2 separate regions of the Homo sapiens genome follow, and region 2 is linked to region 1. Evidence: chromatin loops called from intact Hi-C (ENCODE). Cell type or tissue: tibial artery. All regions are shown on one strand.

Region 1 (8,000 bases):
AATTATTCCAGCTAGGATTTTATCTGTTCTTCTGCCTGATAATTCTTAGGGAAAACATAGTCCTTTTACCTTCAGTAGTGGCTGCCCAGTACTTTTTGAACACCCTTTTTATATGCAAGAAATCATCTTCCTTACGTGCCCCACATCTCTTAGTGAGAAAATAGGGAACTTTCTTCCCAGCCACCTTGTAGCTGGACACAGGCATGTGACCCACACCCCACCAATCACTATACTTAAATGTGACTTGTGTTACTGTTTGAGGGAGGGGCTCTATGGAATCAGTTTGGTTGTTGAGGTGGTATTCTAGGCATCCAGGACACCAGGGTTGGAAAGTTGGGCTCCTGGGTAGAAGTGGCAGGATGGTTGTTTGGTGCAGTTATGTCCTGGCAGCTGAGCAAAGAGGAGCCCCCACTGCTTGGCATTGGCATAACCTTTGGTGTTTTCCTCCTCGGATCAGTTTTGGACATGGTTTTGGACATTGTTTCTGGAATCCTCAAGCCTGGTTCTCCAGACATTTAGCAATTCCATGAGAGATGCAATATTTTTTCAGTCAACTCTTTTTGGGCTTGGTCTTTTGAATTAGAATTAGTTCCATTATTTGAAATTAAGAACCTTGGCTAATACGTTGTTCTTCCAGGAGAACGTTCTTTCTATATATAAGATTTTTGCCAGGAACTTTTGCATCTTCCTCTGGAATAATCACAGAAGCAGATCATCTTCCTCTGGAATGATTAAGAAAAATCATGACATGAACTTGCTATGTGGAATCTAGAAAAGTCGAATTCATGGAAGCAGAGCAGAAAGGTAGTTACTGGGAGCAGAAGTGGAGGGGAACTGAAGAAACGTTGCCCAAAGGACACAAAGTTTCAGTTATGCAGGATGAATACTGCCAGAGATTTAATGTACAGCCTGGTGACTGTGGTTGATAATACTGTATTGCATACTTGCAATTGGCAAAGGGAGTAGATCTTCAAATGTTCTCTCCCTCCCTCCCCCGGACCACACGTATATACGCAGTAACTAAGTGAAGAGATGGATATGTTAATTAGCTTGACTGTAGTAATCAGTTCACTGTGTAGTAAATAAAATTAACAAAAAAGGAAAAACAATGATAATATAGATTGCCTTTGATTTTTCCTATGCATGACTTGGAAATTTAGCATATATTTATTGAGTACCTACCACATGTGACCCTGTGCTGATGCTAGGATGCCATGGGAGGTGGTAGAGAATATAAAGGTAAGTAAACCAAAGCTCACAGTTTCAATTTAAAATAGTTCTGTGTAAAATTATTAAATTACTCTTTAATTACTCCAGCAATTCCCAGCAGTCTTTTTTAAACAAATATAGCCTCAAGCCTCTTGCAGAGATGCTTTTACTTCTTACATATTTATATTTATTTTTATTGTGCATTTAAAAAATATTTTTCCCAAGTATCTATTGACGGATGAATGGACAAACAAAACAAAGTGTAATACACACACACACACACACACACACACACACACACAGACAAACACAGGAATATTATTTAGCGTTTAAAATGAAGGAAATTCTGACATGCTGCAACATGGATTAACCTTGAAAATATGCTAAGTGAAACATGCCAGTAACAAAGGGGCAAATAGTGTTTGATTCCACTTATATGAGGCACCTACAGTGGTCAAATTCGTAAAGGCAAAAAGTAGAATAGTAGTTGCCAGGGGCTGAGGGTAGGGGAGAATGAGAAATTATTAGATAGTGGAGACAGAGTTTGTTTGGGAAGATTTTTTAAAGTTCTGGAAATAGATGCTGGGGATAGTTGCTCAATTATGTGAATGTACTTAATGCCACAAAATTGTACACTTAAAACACTTAAAATGGGCCAGGCACAGTGGCTCACGCCTGTAATCCCAGTACTTTGGGAGGCAAAAGTGGGCGGATCATGAGGTCAGGAGTTTGAGACCAGCCTGGCCAATATGGTGAAACCCCGTCTCTACTACAAAATGCAAAAATTAGTTGGGCGCTGTGGCGCGTACCTGTAGTCCCAGCTACTTGGGAGGCTGAGGCAGGAGAATTGCTGGAACCCAGGAGGTGGAAGTTGCAGTGAGTTGAGAGCTCGCCACTGCATCATTCCAGCCTGGGTGACAGAGCGAGACTCTATGGGGAAAAAAAAAAAAGTTAAAATGGTAAATTTTATGTTACTTATTTCTTACAACAAGAAAAATGCTTTTTAACCAAACAGAATATAAACTCTTGTGAACAGGGCTAGGGAACTGATTTTCTCCTAATCACTAAGAAAATTCCACCTGAGAGGCAAGGGCCTAGGAGTTGGAGAGCTGGGCTCCTGTTTGGTGCCAGCTCTGTGGTTAGCTAGCTATGTGAACTCCACTCAACCTTGCCAAGCCTCAGTTTCTTCATCTTTCAAATGAGTAAGAGTGGGGAGGGGCACCGCATATCTCAGTGCTCTGATTTCCATTTAACCACAGATTTAGAACCAAGGTGGCTTGGCTTCAAATATTCAACTCCTCTGCTGGCAAATAAACAGATCTTCGGGAAACTGTACTTGTCTTCCAGAGAAAAGGTTTATTTCAGTAGGTTCTCACAGAGCAAATCTAAGCACCAACAATGTAGAGTTTTGAGAATGCAGAGTATTTCCTGAACACATAATCCTTCCCTCCTTGAAACTGTCTATGATGTAGGAATTCAGTTCCCATCCAGATTTACAGATGTAAATCTTCAGTTACCTAATAAAATGGAGAGAAGAAAATCATGTGATTATATTTTGAATCTAGTAATACTAATGAATTCAAAGCCAGACTTCATTTTAGAGGGCTTTTGTAAAAAGTTCTATTTTCCAATCTAATGCTTGGTGTTGAGTCTTGAAAATTTAAGGTAATGCAAACCCTATCATTTCCACCTCTAAAAATTCTATCAGAGTCTCTAAGAATCTATGTTTAGGCTCCTTACACAGCGGCAAACATGGAAACAATATTTATCGTCCACAACTTTCCTAGGTAGATCAAATTGTTCAACACAGAACTGGCATTCTACTGGCAAGTGCCTGGTTACCAGCTAAATAGTTGGGTACACCCAGTAGACCTGCAGATAGAGAAAGCTTTCAAGACCAGTCTGGATACAAACAATATCTGGGAATCAATTGCCTAGGACTATCTCAATGGTAGGAGAAGTCTGCCTCAAGGAAATGTGTATTGTTCTTGAAAATGCCAGACACCAGTAGGAAACACAAACACAGACTCAAAAGAAGCAGGGAATGGCAGACTGAATAAACAGCACGTGCGCACCCATTTTCCTAGGAAATATGTGTCCAAGACTGAAGAGTTGTGGTGCAGTCTTATCTGTCATTTACGTCTTAAAGATAGGTGAGTCTTGGATAATATCGTGCTTGTGCCCCACAGGAGGCTGCCAACTATTATCATAGATCATCCACTAGAGGGTGACAACCACATATGCTTAGGGATGGATGACTGTAGACACAGTGCACATTCCACAGTCCTGAGAAGAGTTTCTTGAAGCTCATCCGCCTAAGTGGTTGGACTTTCACTTTGGAGTCGCCCATAAAAAGGAGAGAGGGAAACTATACATCTTTTCCATACTTATGGCCTAGGTTGTCTCTCCTTTTCAGACTTAGTTAAGAAAAAATTAAATATATATACGAATTTTTTGTAAGTAGAAGGAACACCTCCTATCACATTAAATAGGAGGTGAGTATCTCTAACAGTTGGGAGAAGGACATGCTGAGATTTTTTCCTATTACTATTATGGATCTTTGGGACAGTTTCAGTAAGTACTTTCAGGGGGTACTTGGTTTTTCCAACTTGAAAATGGGGGCTATTCATTATAAATCTTAGAGCAAAATTCTGATAGCAAAGTAGATAGAGGAATATAGAACCTTTTATTAGAAGGTTTTTGTGTCTTTCTAGGATAATTATTACAAGTAGTATCAATATATACCAACTAATATGCATGAGATAAGATGGCGGGTCTGAGTCTTGGTTGGGATGTGGGTCTGGAATCTTGGATTATGGACATAAGAAATATTATGAACACTTAATGAACACCTAGGCAGCAGGCTCAAGCCCAAGCACACACCACAGTAGCTTTCGAATAGTTTGGATGTATTCTAATTTGTATTTCTCCCCAGCTACTTTTGTGGGTAGTCATTTAGGCAGCCCTTCATAGAGTTCTGGGTCTTTTCCTTAACTTTCCACAAAAATGTTTCAGCTTTAGGAAGAGGTTTTGGGAAACCAGAATGTTTCCATTACTGTACGGTTAAACCTTTTGTTCACTACTTAGACAAATATACTGAGCACTCATTTTTGTTTTTTTTTTAAGAGACAGTAGCTTTTATAACAGGCTCGAACATAAGCTCCTGTGAACTATGTACATAGTAAGTCCTCCGTAGCTGTTGCATATATAATCCATGGTTAGTATAAAATTATCGTAATTTTAAATAAGACAAGCCATAGTTCTATGAGTGATATAATTTTAAATAAGACAAGCCATCGTTCTTTGAGTGATGTGTTTGAGTGATGCTTCTTGATACTTCTTTCAGCTTAAACATAGAAATCATGATCACACCACTGCACTCCAGCCTGGGTAACAGCGAGACTCTGTCTCAAAAAAATAAAAATTAAAACTAAAATAAACATAGAAACCAGATTTTCTTTGGTTTCCTCTGTCGGTGACTTTGGCTGGTTCTCTTTTGCATGTTCGTTGATGTTTCTCCTTGCCTTTGTGTTTAGTGTTTTTAGCAGGCGGTGTTTATAATAGACTAAAACTTTGGGAGCCAGACAGACCTGGGTTCAGTGGGTTTACATTGCTGGGTTTTATAAGGATTAGAAGCAAATATATGTACAGTGCCTGGCACAAAATATATAAACAAAATGTTGTTTGTTAGTTATTAGTACTAGCTGTATTAATAATAATAATGATACTATATATAATAATATACATTTGTATATATAATAATATATATTTGTATATTTTATATATATAAAATGATAATATTGGAAAGCTAGAGGGTGCAGCGAAGAGATGGCAGGGTGAGCGTGGTATAAGTCTGAATTTGGCCATCTGGTTATTTGCAAGTTCTCTTCCAGCAAATATTTGTTGTGTACCTTCCATAAGCAGCATTGTTCTAGGCACTGGGGACCAAGTGAAAAACCAGACCCCGTCCTAGGAACAGTATTTGCTGTTTACATTGTCATATAGGAAGGAGCAGTGCACTTAGCAAGAGAATTTTTTAGTGGTGCTGTTTTGGGACCTGCTTCTATTTAACTTAACGGAAACTGTTTTCAGTAACAGATTTATTGAGATATAATTCACATACTATACAATTCACCCATTTAAAGCATGTAAGTCTGTGGTTATTAGCATATTCAGAGTTGTACAATCACCATCACAATTAATTCTAGCAGTCGCTCCCCCAGTCCCCTTACTCCTACCCCCACCCCCAGTTCAAGGTAACAGCTAATCTACTTCCCGTCTCTATAGAGTTGCCTGTTCTGGACGTTTCATCTAAATGGAATTATAGAATATGTGGTCTTTTATAAGTGGCTTCTCTCACCTAGTTTAAAGTTCTCAAGGCTCATCCATGGTTATAGCATGTATCAGTATTTTATTCCATTTTATGGCTGAAAACATTTTTGAAGTTTCCTTAATGCACATTAAATACTCATATGTTGATTGATTCATTCATTTTGTTTTTCTAGTCTGTGTTGTTTCTCTCTCACTCTTTCTCCTGCCCTTTCTTGGACAGGTTTTCTCTCTTCCCTTCTCTTTTGAAAGCAACCACCCTCCTACTGTTACCGCAGACTCCTGCTTTAACTTTAATATCTACTGAGATTTGGAGCCTGTGGCACCTACTCTTTGCAATGACAGAAAATCTGGTTTCTGTCCTTTATTTCTTTCCAGTCCTTTCAGTTTCAATCTGTGTGCCCTCCAAATGCAATAGCTTAAGATTTCTTTAAAGAACATCTTAGACTTGGCCTTGGAATGGAAGCTTCAAATGATATCTAAAGAATACATGAACCAGCCAAAGGAGAAAGTGGAGGGAATTAAAAAAAAAAAAATCAAGAATGACAGCCAGAGAATTTTCACAAAATTCGGACAGGCTGTGGCCGTTTCTTATTCTTATGTCTGATGGATTGAACATTTCCCACAAGGGCTTGGTACCATCTAGGACCTGAAGATACGCTGAAGGTTCCTCGTAAAATCCAGCCTCTATTTTATTCTCACTTCCTTTCTTCTGGGTTTGGCCTATGCAAAGCCCACCGATAAGTTATAAATGACTTATCAAGCATCAGCGTTTGGAGAGTAGACGGCTCCATAAATACCTACTTGGCCTCATTAAAAAGCTACAGCGATTAAAGAGAATGATTAGTGTGGTGCCAGAGGGGAAAGCAGAAAATCCAACATCTGACTCAAAAAGGGCCAGACCTCTTCTCAGGGAAGACCGCGGGTGTCAGGGAAGAGGATCTGGCCCGCGCCCCGGAGCGGAGCGCCGGGCGTCGGCGTCTGCGGAGCCTGCACCAGGGCCTGTCACGGGAAGAGTTATGAAAAGTGCACGCGTTCTCAGAGACGATTACCCTCTTGCCCTCCACGCCTCCTTCCCAACCTCCCCTTCCACTCCCTGCTGCCCCCACTGGAACTCAAAGCATGATTAAAACAGAGAAACCTATAACGGGGATGAAATGACCCTCAAATGACTGCTTAATTACAGCGAAATGAAAGCCGGGGGGCTACAAATAACCAGGAACTGTCCCGGCTGTCACTGAAGAGGAGCCTGCGCATGAGTCATGAGTCATGAATTAGCCACTAAGTGTTCGCCGCCAGCCCCCGGCCGCCCGCCTCTGCCCTGCCCGAGCCGGGCTCGCCGGCCCTCCACGCCTGGCCCCACAGAGTCCCCCGCCCCCGCGGGCGTCCGGGCCGGGTCGGAACCGGGCGGTTGTTGTGATTCCCAGGGTTCCCCAGTCGCCCCCGGCCGCCCGGTGGGTCGCTGGGTCGGGGAAGGCTCCCAGGCTGCGCAGGAGACAGGCTGACTGAAGGAGCGCAGCCAGCGCGGCTGCAGATAAGTTAATGTACACAGAGAGGATGTAAATTACCACGACCCGCAGCAGCAGGACATTGGCCAGGGCCCTGTCAGGGAGAGGACAAGCGTCGGGGGCTGCGCGCTCGCTGACACCCACCCGGGATGGAGCCGCCAGGCGGCCCGGCCGGGGAGGACCTCTTGGAGCCAGGCTTTCCTTGAAAACAGCTGCGTGTCCCTGACACCTCCAAACTAATGCATTTTTAATCAGAGGAATTAGCTCTAGGCGTCCCATATTTTTCCAACCTCCCCCCACCAACCCCTGTCTCTTCCAGCCACGTCCCCCTCCCCGCCCCTAGGTTAGGGACTGGCAGTCCCATTCTGTTTCTTTATCGGGACTCTGCAGAGTCCCCCGCTGCCCCTACACCCCCGAGACCAAACCACTTTTAAAAAAAAAATCTCCCTCCCCACCCCCATCCTCCCACCAGCCCTCCTCCACCGCCGGGTTCGCTCCAATGCAACTTTCGCCCCCACCCTTCCCTCTGTTTATACAGTGACATCACAGCCCCTGGCTCTCTCCAAGACTCAAAGAAAACAGAGTTCAAAAAGGCAAACAGGAAAGCCCGCCGGTCGTGGGCACGGGGTGAGATTCGGTCCACCCGCGGCGGACCGCGCAGACGCGCATGTGCGCGCACCTCGGTGTGAGCCCGTCTCCACTGGGACATCCTCGGGAAAGGGCTGCCCAGGCCGTGCTCCCCGTCAGCCCCGGGGAACTCAATTCCCTTAGGGAATTGAAAAATGTCCAGTAGTCACATAAAAGAAAGTGAAAAGGTAAAACAGGTGAAATTAATTTTAACAATATATTTTTAATCTGATATATTCAAAACATTATTTCAATATGTAATCAATATAAAAATTATAAATGAGATATTTCATATATTTTTTCACAGTGAATCTTCGAAAAATTACA
Region 2 (8,000 bases), 560 kb after region 1:
TTCAATAACTCGCTCAAGTGCATAAAGAAGCCCCAAGTTTTGATTGTGGAGAGTTAAGAAGAATGTTATTCTCACTCACTTTCACAAATGTTTCCCTTGGCCAGGCGAGGTGGCTCACGCCCGTTATCCCAGCACTTTGGGAGGCCAAGGCAAGAGGATCACTTGTGGCCAGGAGCTCAAGACCAGCCTGCACAACATAGCGAGACCCTATCTCTATTTTTTTTTTTTTAAAGAAAAATCAATAAATTTCCCTACATTGCCAGTGACAGGCACAGGATCTAACCCAGGTGTACCCATCCAGGTATTGCTTGTGCTTAGCTGGTTCATGGAAAATCAAAGAGTCCCTCTTCCTTCAGCAGGTGGCAACATGCAGGCCTGCCTTCTGGCCACAACGTGCCAATTTCTTGCTCTCTCGACCTTCTTTATGGTGCCCTCAACTCACACCTGGATGGAGGCACAGCAACTGCACAAAAAAGTCACGACTCAAACGGCGGTCACTGAGACCACGCTTAACAGTGGAGTCACTGGGTTAATCATAAATCATGGTTGTCCTCGCCTAGTCTTTAAGACCAGAGTTCGCCCTTCTCAAAGCAAGTCCACGTCCTCCCTTTGAGTAATGGGTCTGACAACCCGAACTCAAACACAAGCCTGCCCACCACGCAGACTTATCAGGGCTGCCCGCAGGGCGCGGGAAGGCGCAGGGAGAGAACAAGGGCCCCTGCCGCAGGGTCGGGCATTATCGGCGGGACAGGGCCACCGCTTGTTTTCCTTTCGCTGAGCGTGTGAACTGGTGCCCGTGTACAGTACCAGGCGGTGTAAAAGGTGGTTGCTGGGCCCCTCTGTTTGTGAGGGCTGTTGACACAAGGTTGGGTCCGGGTGATGAAGGCTGATTCCCGCCCTATTTTTCTGATAGCCATAAATGAGAGAAATTCTACAGGCCCCTTTGCCCGGAGCTTGGGAGTTCCATCTTGCTGGGGAAGGAGGCTTTTTGCATCCTGGGAAGAGCTGAGCTTTCCCCTTCAGTGGAACGAGAGCACGTCAAAGAAAAGGGGTTTTGGCGGGACACGGTGGCTCATGCCTGTAATCCCAGCACTTTGGGAGGCCTAGGCGGGTGGATCACTTGAGGTCAGGAGTTTGAGACCAGCCTGGCCAACATGGTGAAACCCTGTCTCTACTAAAAATACAAAAATTAGCCAGGCGTGATGGCGTGTGCCTGTAGTCCCAGCTACTCCGGAGGCTGAGGCATGAGAATCGCTTGAACCTGGGAGGCAGAGATTGCAGTGCAACAGAGGGAGACTCTGTTTAAAATAAATAAATAAATAAATAAATAAAAGAGGCAGGGAGTGGTGGCTCACACCTGTAATCCCAGCACTTTGGGAGGCCGAGGTGGGTGGATCACCTGACGTCAGGAGTTCGATACCAGCCTGGCAAACATGGTGAAACCCTGTCTCTACTAAAAATACAAAAATTAGCTGGGTGTGGTGGTGCACACTTGTAATCCCTCCTACTCAGGAGGCTGGGTCAAGATAATCACTTGAACCCGGGAGAAGGAGGTTGCAGTGAGCTGAGATCATGCCACTGCACTCCAGCGTGGGCAACAGAGAGACTGGGTCTCCCCTCCCACTGCCACAAAAAAAAAAAAAAAAAAAAAAAGCCGGGTGCAGTGGCTCACACCTGTAATCCCAACACTTTGGGAGGCCGAGGTGGGCAGATCACGAGGTCAGGAGATTGAGACCATCCTGGCTAACACGGTTAGAGAATGGCATGAACCTGGGAGGCGGAGCTTGCCAGTGAGCTGAGATCACACCACCACACTCCAGCCTGGGCAACCAAGCAAGACTCCGTCTCAAAAAAAAAAAAAAAAAAAAAAAAGGGAAAGGAAAGGGGTTTTAGTGAAATATCACATGCAACAGTACCACGGAGAAAAGGCACTAAGAACTTGAGAACTGCTGCAGAGAGGGGGGCCTATGGCTCTTCAGCCAAACACTTGTCTTACCCTGGGGCCTATAAGACAGACTAAGGAAGGGCCTGTTCCCCAAGCAGAACTTTAGCTCTAAGGCCAGACCATGCCTTGAAGTATCTCCCATTTTCTACAGTAATTCACCTGACCCAGGGACTCGTGAGGAAGTTACTTGGATTTTGCTGCCTATAGTCCCTCTGGGAGTAAATGCAGTATTTACTCCAATTAAAAATACCACACGGCCTACCTGACCTGATTCAGGGCTATTGGCATATATTTTGGAAATTAACCTTATTCCTAGCCTAAATTTCTCCTTCCTACCTAAATTTTCTGTTTTCTTGTGGTACAGTTGTGTAGTTGTGAGCTGCTTATAATTCATACTGGAAAGGGGTGAGCCATAAGTCCAAAGTAAAATACTTCTAGAAAGGAGCTTTACATGCCCTTCCAGGACAGAATTTCCAACAGTTCTACGGGAAGTCCTTCAAGCTGTGTTAAGACTATGATGAATTTGGCAGAGGAATTTGGCAGTGGTATCAGGTTTTAGGGACTTTGGGAAATTGGGAGAGATCTAATTTTCCTCTGGGTCAAAATACAAGTCAGGGCTCCGCATCTTTTTTGAGCTAGCTTGGGCTTTGGGCTCAGGCTCAAATCCCAGCCCCTTCACTTACTAGTTTATATCCTGGGCACATGACTTAACTTCTCTGAGGCTAAGGTTTGCTCTCCATGACTATGTAGGTCATATCCACAAAGGGTTATTGAGTTCATGCATGTGACTGTCCCTGGCACAGCACACAGGAGGTTAACAGATTTTCCAATCCTCCTTTCTTTTGTTTTCAAGCTACTCTCTTTTTCAACTTGCAACCATGTATTTTCTTTAAAATGTATCACAGCATCAGGCCAGAAAACAAATAGCACCTAATTTGCCACCAATGGAAAGAGCATTTTGTTCACTGGTATATTCATGTGGGAGCTAGTGTAGTGGTTAAGAGAGCAATTTAGAGAGCCAGGCAGTCTGGATTCCAATGTGAGTTCCACGTACAAGCTCCAGGCCTTGGGCCCAATACCTAATCTCACTAGGCCTCAGTTGCTTCATCTATAAACTGGTGATAGTATTATACACATCATACACGTTTGAAGAATCAAATGAGATAATCCAAGTGAAGTGCTTCATTTAGTGCTTGGCATATATTAGGTTGGTGCAAAAGTAATTGCTCTTTTTCCAATTACTTTTAACGGCAAAAACCACAATGGCTTTCACACCAACCTAATGATAAGCATCCAGGGAATGTTAGCTATGGTTAGTGTTTAGTATGATATAATTATTGTTGCAGTTATTGTTGGTTTTACTATTATTGTAATATGGTATCATCATTATTCATACTGGGAACAACAAAAAATTGGTTTAGCTACTTGAATCTCAAATTTACTTCCATAATCTTTACTAATAATTGTACTAGTCTTGATAAAAAATGTGTCCCTCTCTACCTCCTATAGGTCAGTAGCAATTTGATAATATTATATGTTGTTACTTAATTAGAGTCAGGCATTGTGCTAAGTGCTTTCCATGAATTATCTCATTGAATCCGCATAGCAACCTGTAAACTCAGTTATTTATTGCCCCATTTCACAGCCAAGAAAAAAGGTTTAGTGAGAGGAGGTCACACTGGAAGTGGCAGATGAGAGAAGTCCCTACACCAGCTGAGCCTCAGGGGCTGAAAGGATTAGACTGAAAATGATCTCCAAGATTCCCACCCAGCACCATCATCTATTATTTTAAATTAATAATAGTTTTGCTTTATTACCATCTGCCGTATATGTGAATTTATTCATTTGGATGGAGTCTAATGTATAAAGAAAGCTATTGTGACTTTTAGAAAAGACTTTGCTCTAGCAAATTCTACGTAAATAGGCTGATTTCTTTCAGTGTCTCTTGGCTCCATGCTCCCAAAGCCTTGGAAGAACTTTTCCTCCATGTCCAGCACACTATCTCCTTCTTACACGCTCCCAGCCTTCCTAACTTCCACCTTCTGCCAACAGTGTCCACACCTCCCCTCCTCCCCCTGCCATCCCTACACCCAGACCCGCGGCGCATTCCATCTGCCGCCAAGTCCTCACAGCTATTTCTGTCAACGTTATCAAGACCCAAATCCGACCAGCAACACTCCTCACTTGGAGTCCAAAGTCACTTCAGAAAGGCCGGAGAACTCTACAGATGTAAGCTGCTGCTATTATCCTCTCCATATAGATCTGTACACTGATTATTTGTTCCTTGAGGACAGGAATTTTAAACGTTAACATACATGCAAATTACTGAGGGATCTCATTAAATGCAGATTCTGCTTAGGTTACTCTGGGGTGGGGCCTGAGGTTCTGCATTTTGACAGCTCCCTGGATGCTGCTGGTCCCAGACTACACCCTTATCTCAGTTATAGCTCTCAACACCCCTTCAAGGAAGGAATATTGCTCACATTTTATAAATGATCAATGGGCAAGAGAGGTTAAGAGATGTATCCAAGGCCCCAGAGCCGGCGGGTAGCAAAGCTGGGATCTGAACCCAGCTAGATCTTTCTGACTCCATACAACAAAAAAGAAAATAAAATAAAACAAAAAAGAGTATACACACACACACACACACACACACACACACACACACAGAGTTATGTATACGTCTGTATAATGATATCAAACATATTTCATTCTTTATCTCATTTTAACAGCATGACCCTCATAAATGCCTAGAGAAATTTTCAGTCCTGCATGTTGTCAGAACTTAATAAACATTCAATCCGTATGTGGAGTAGGAATGTCTGGGACCTGTTGCTTGGGAGGCCTCTTCCTTTCCTTATAAGCAGACTCATGAAGATCTTTCCTAAAGGTTTCCCTGGGGACTCTATACTTTACTTCTGTTACTGATTAAACTTATTGACTCTAGCACTTTTTTTTGCCTCTAGCAATCCAGTCCCATAGAGAAGCTGACAGATACGTGTTTCCCAATTAGTTTGAATTATGAAAGTAAGGGTGTGAATAATAGCGACCACTAGTGGTGAGTCAGTGCCATCTCACGAAGTAGAAACAGGACGTTGTTAAGTCAGCAAAAAAAAGGGGATGCAGCCTTGCTTCTCCAAGGAGGGTAGCTCCTCTGCGGCAGCCATGAGCCAGTCCAACACTGGCTGCCTTTTCAGGGCCCTGGAATCCAGTTGGAAGATGTGTGTAGGGTCGGAAGGAGGAACAGGAAGATACAAATTAAACAGAAAACACAAAACGAAGCAGCAAACACACAAAAGATGATTACTGGGCAGCTCTCCTGTGAGGGGAGAGTGGACGTCATAGGAGGCTGAAGGAGGTGCTCCCGGGAGCTGGGTAGACAGGAAGGTATCGTGAGGAGGCAGGACTTCAGCTGGGACTTGAAGGGAGAATGGGATTTGGAGATAATGGCATTCCAGGTGGAAGTCATGGGCCACCCAGACAGAGGCCCAGGAGATAGGGGAGTGAACCAAGGTATTCTCAGGATGGAGTGGAGGTGGGAGGGATCCCAGCCCATGAGACAGGGCAGAGAAATCTGGGTGGGCGGCCTGCTTAGTGGAGAGTTGATTACCCGGCCAGGGACTGTGGCCATCACACAGTCGGGGAATGACTTGAGGGAGACAGCAGGTCAGGGAGTAAGTAGTAGACAGGCCATCTACAGCCAGGCAAAGTGGCTTTGGACCCTGACTTCACTCCGTAATAGGTACAAAATAGGAAGGGACACACCTGTTTGAACTTTAGGTACCTCTATTTGTTACTTGGGCTTGATAGGTATTGTCCCAGCGCTTTTCTGGGGCCCCTCCTGGCATCAGAGAACAGGAATCAAGTCCAAACAGGCCTGGAGAGGCAGATACACCAGGCCCTTTCCCAATCACCTGTCACAGCTCTCTGCCCAGGGCCTTTTAGAGAGGCCAAACAGGAACAAAGACAGGGGTGCCACTAGCCACCCCGGGTAGGACACTTCTGTCCTTTGTGGGATATAAGCCAGAGGTCCAAATGAAGGATATTTAGTTTGCCTTTTTGCTAACAGATTAGATGAACAAATAGTACAAGGCCTCCCAGAACAATGAGCCCAAGAAAGGGCTGGGCCAGAACGGACTTGAGTCTGGGGTTCCTGACTCCCAAAGCACAAGGCCCAAAGGCCGCCTGGGTGAAAGGTCTGAGTCAGCCTGGGAGGGACCCGCAGCTGCTCAGGGCTGCTCCTTCTTGGGTGATTTCAAAAGCTACTCCTGGCCTCCAGCTCAGAGGACTGTGTGCCTTCAAGGATTCATTATTCAGTAAGAAGTCAGATGCTATTTGGAAAACAAACATTTCCTGCATATCCATCCAAGTGGGACACTTTAACATAAGAACACTATCTATCATCACAACAGCCCTGTCATTTAGGTATTTTTAATCCACAATTTACAAATGAAGACATTAAGCTCAGAGAATTTGATCCAAGTTTCAGAGCTGGTAAGCCACAGCTCCAGCATTCAATCCTTGGTCTCATTCCTTCCCAGCCCACCGTTTTTATCCAAGATGCCTCAATGACCTCTTCCCTGCAAGAGCCTGCCTTGAGGCTTCCGGGAGTTTTGTCCATCAAAGCTTTCTTGGCTCTGTTTTCACAGTTTGGGAAATGGTACCAACACAGGCATTTCTTCCTACTGTTTGCCCATCATGACCCACCCACTGTTGCCTCCTTAGACTGCTCCTGTGCTATTCCCAGGAGAAATATTACTGCTACTACCACTACTACTAATACAAATGATCTTCACATATTGAGTTTCTACGGTGTGCTGAGCACATGAGTTTATAAATATATGGTCTTATTTAACCCTATAATTATACCTTTTTTTTTTTTTTTTTTTTTGAGACAGTCTCACTCTGTTGCCCAGGCTGGAGTGCAGTGGCCCAATCTCAGCTCACTGCAACCTCTGCCTCCCGGGTTCAAGCAATTCTCCTGCCTCAGCCTCCCGAGTAGCTGGGACTACAGGCTCACACCACCATACCCAGCTAATTTTTGTGTTTTAGTAGAGATGGGGTTTCACCCTGTTGGCCAGGCTGGTCTCAAATTCCTGAGCTCAAGTGATCTGCCCGCCTTGGCCTCCCAAAGTACTGGGATTATAGGCGTGAGCCACTGCTCCCGGCTTATACCTATTTTCTATATTAGGATCCGAAAACACAGAGAGATAAACCCACTTGCCCAAGATCACCCAAGTAGTAAGTGGTGAAACTGGGATTTGGACGCATGACCTCTGACTTCAGAGCATGTGAGTTTAAGCACTGGATTCAATACACATATGTACACACCCAACCTGTTCTCCCTATTTCCTGTCTTGATCATTTTGGAAATAATTGAAACAGGAAATAAATGTGACAAATAAACTTGTCGCAGGTCCTTTCCTTGAGAACTAACATCACCATCTACCCATCAACCCCGTGGCTCTAGCCAAATATCTAAGAGTCATCTTGATTCGTATATATATATTTTTTTTCCTTTTTTTTGAGACAGAGACTCACTCTGTCACCCAGGCTGCAGTGCAGTGGCACAATCTCGGCTCACTGCAACCTCCACCTCCCGGGCTCAAGCGATTCTCCTGCCTCAGCCTCCCCAGTAGCTGGGATTAGAGGTGCCTCCCACCACACCCAGTTAATTTTTGTATTTTTAGTAGAGACGGGGTTTCACCAGATTGGCCAGGCTGGTCTTGAACTCCTGCCCTCAAGTGATCCTCCCGCCTCAGCCTCCCAAAGTGCTGGGATTACAGGCATGAGCCACTACACTCAGCCTTGATTCAGTGTATTTTCACATACTGATAATTATAAAGCAGGCAGAGTCTTATTTAAACCTGTGATTATTCTATGTAACAGAATTTTAATCCATTAGCATGGTGATTATTCTTCCTGAGTGGGAGACACTAGTCTCTGTTTGGTCTTTAGCCATGAAACACCTTTATACACATCACACTAAATCTCATTCTCTGCAACAAGCGCTGTCCCTCCTCTGAACGCGTGAGCCATCCAGCCTAAAACAAAG

The links. Peaks named below come from ENCODE experiments on the same cell type or tissue, not always from the same donor. Only the 100,000 strongest peaks of a DNase experiment are listed, where the experiment ranks them.
Region 2: a loop joins it to region 1, with 6 times the contacts of the local background. A loop is called at or near these places in 50 of 110 quality-filtered maps.

Annotation. Positions count from the first base shown.
Region 1 is chr18:22,558,742-22,566,741 of GRCh38, reverse strand. The region is part of intron 2 of LOC124904265 (a long non-coding RNA gene); the gene reads right to left. Among named protein-coding and RNA genes, the nearest start is that of CTAGE1, 140 kb to the right of the region's middle. In tibial artery, a CTCF peak has its summit at 3,414 (motif pointing right); DNase peaks (open chromatin) are centred at 6,598, 6,841, 7,067, 7,621 and 1 weaker place; H3K4me3 peaks cover 3,578 bases; H3K27ac peaks cover 5,745 bases.
Region 2 is chr18:21,994,799-22,002,798 of GRCh38, reverse strand. LINC01900 (long intergenic non-protein coding RNA 1900) reads right to left here. Exons shown (of 3, transcript XR_001753529.2): 3 at 7,822-7,989. Among named protein-coding and RNA genes, the nearest start is that of LINC01900, 18 kb to the right of the region's middle. In tibial artery, a CTCF peak has its summit at 4,991; DNase peaks (open chromatin) are centred at 545 and 6,166; H3K27ac peaks cover 1,022 bases.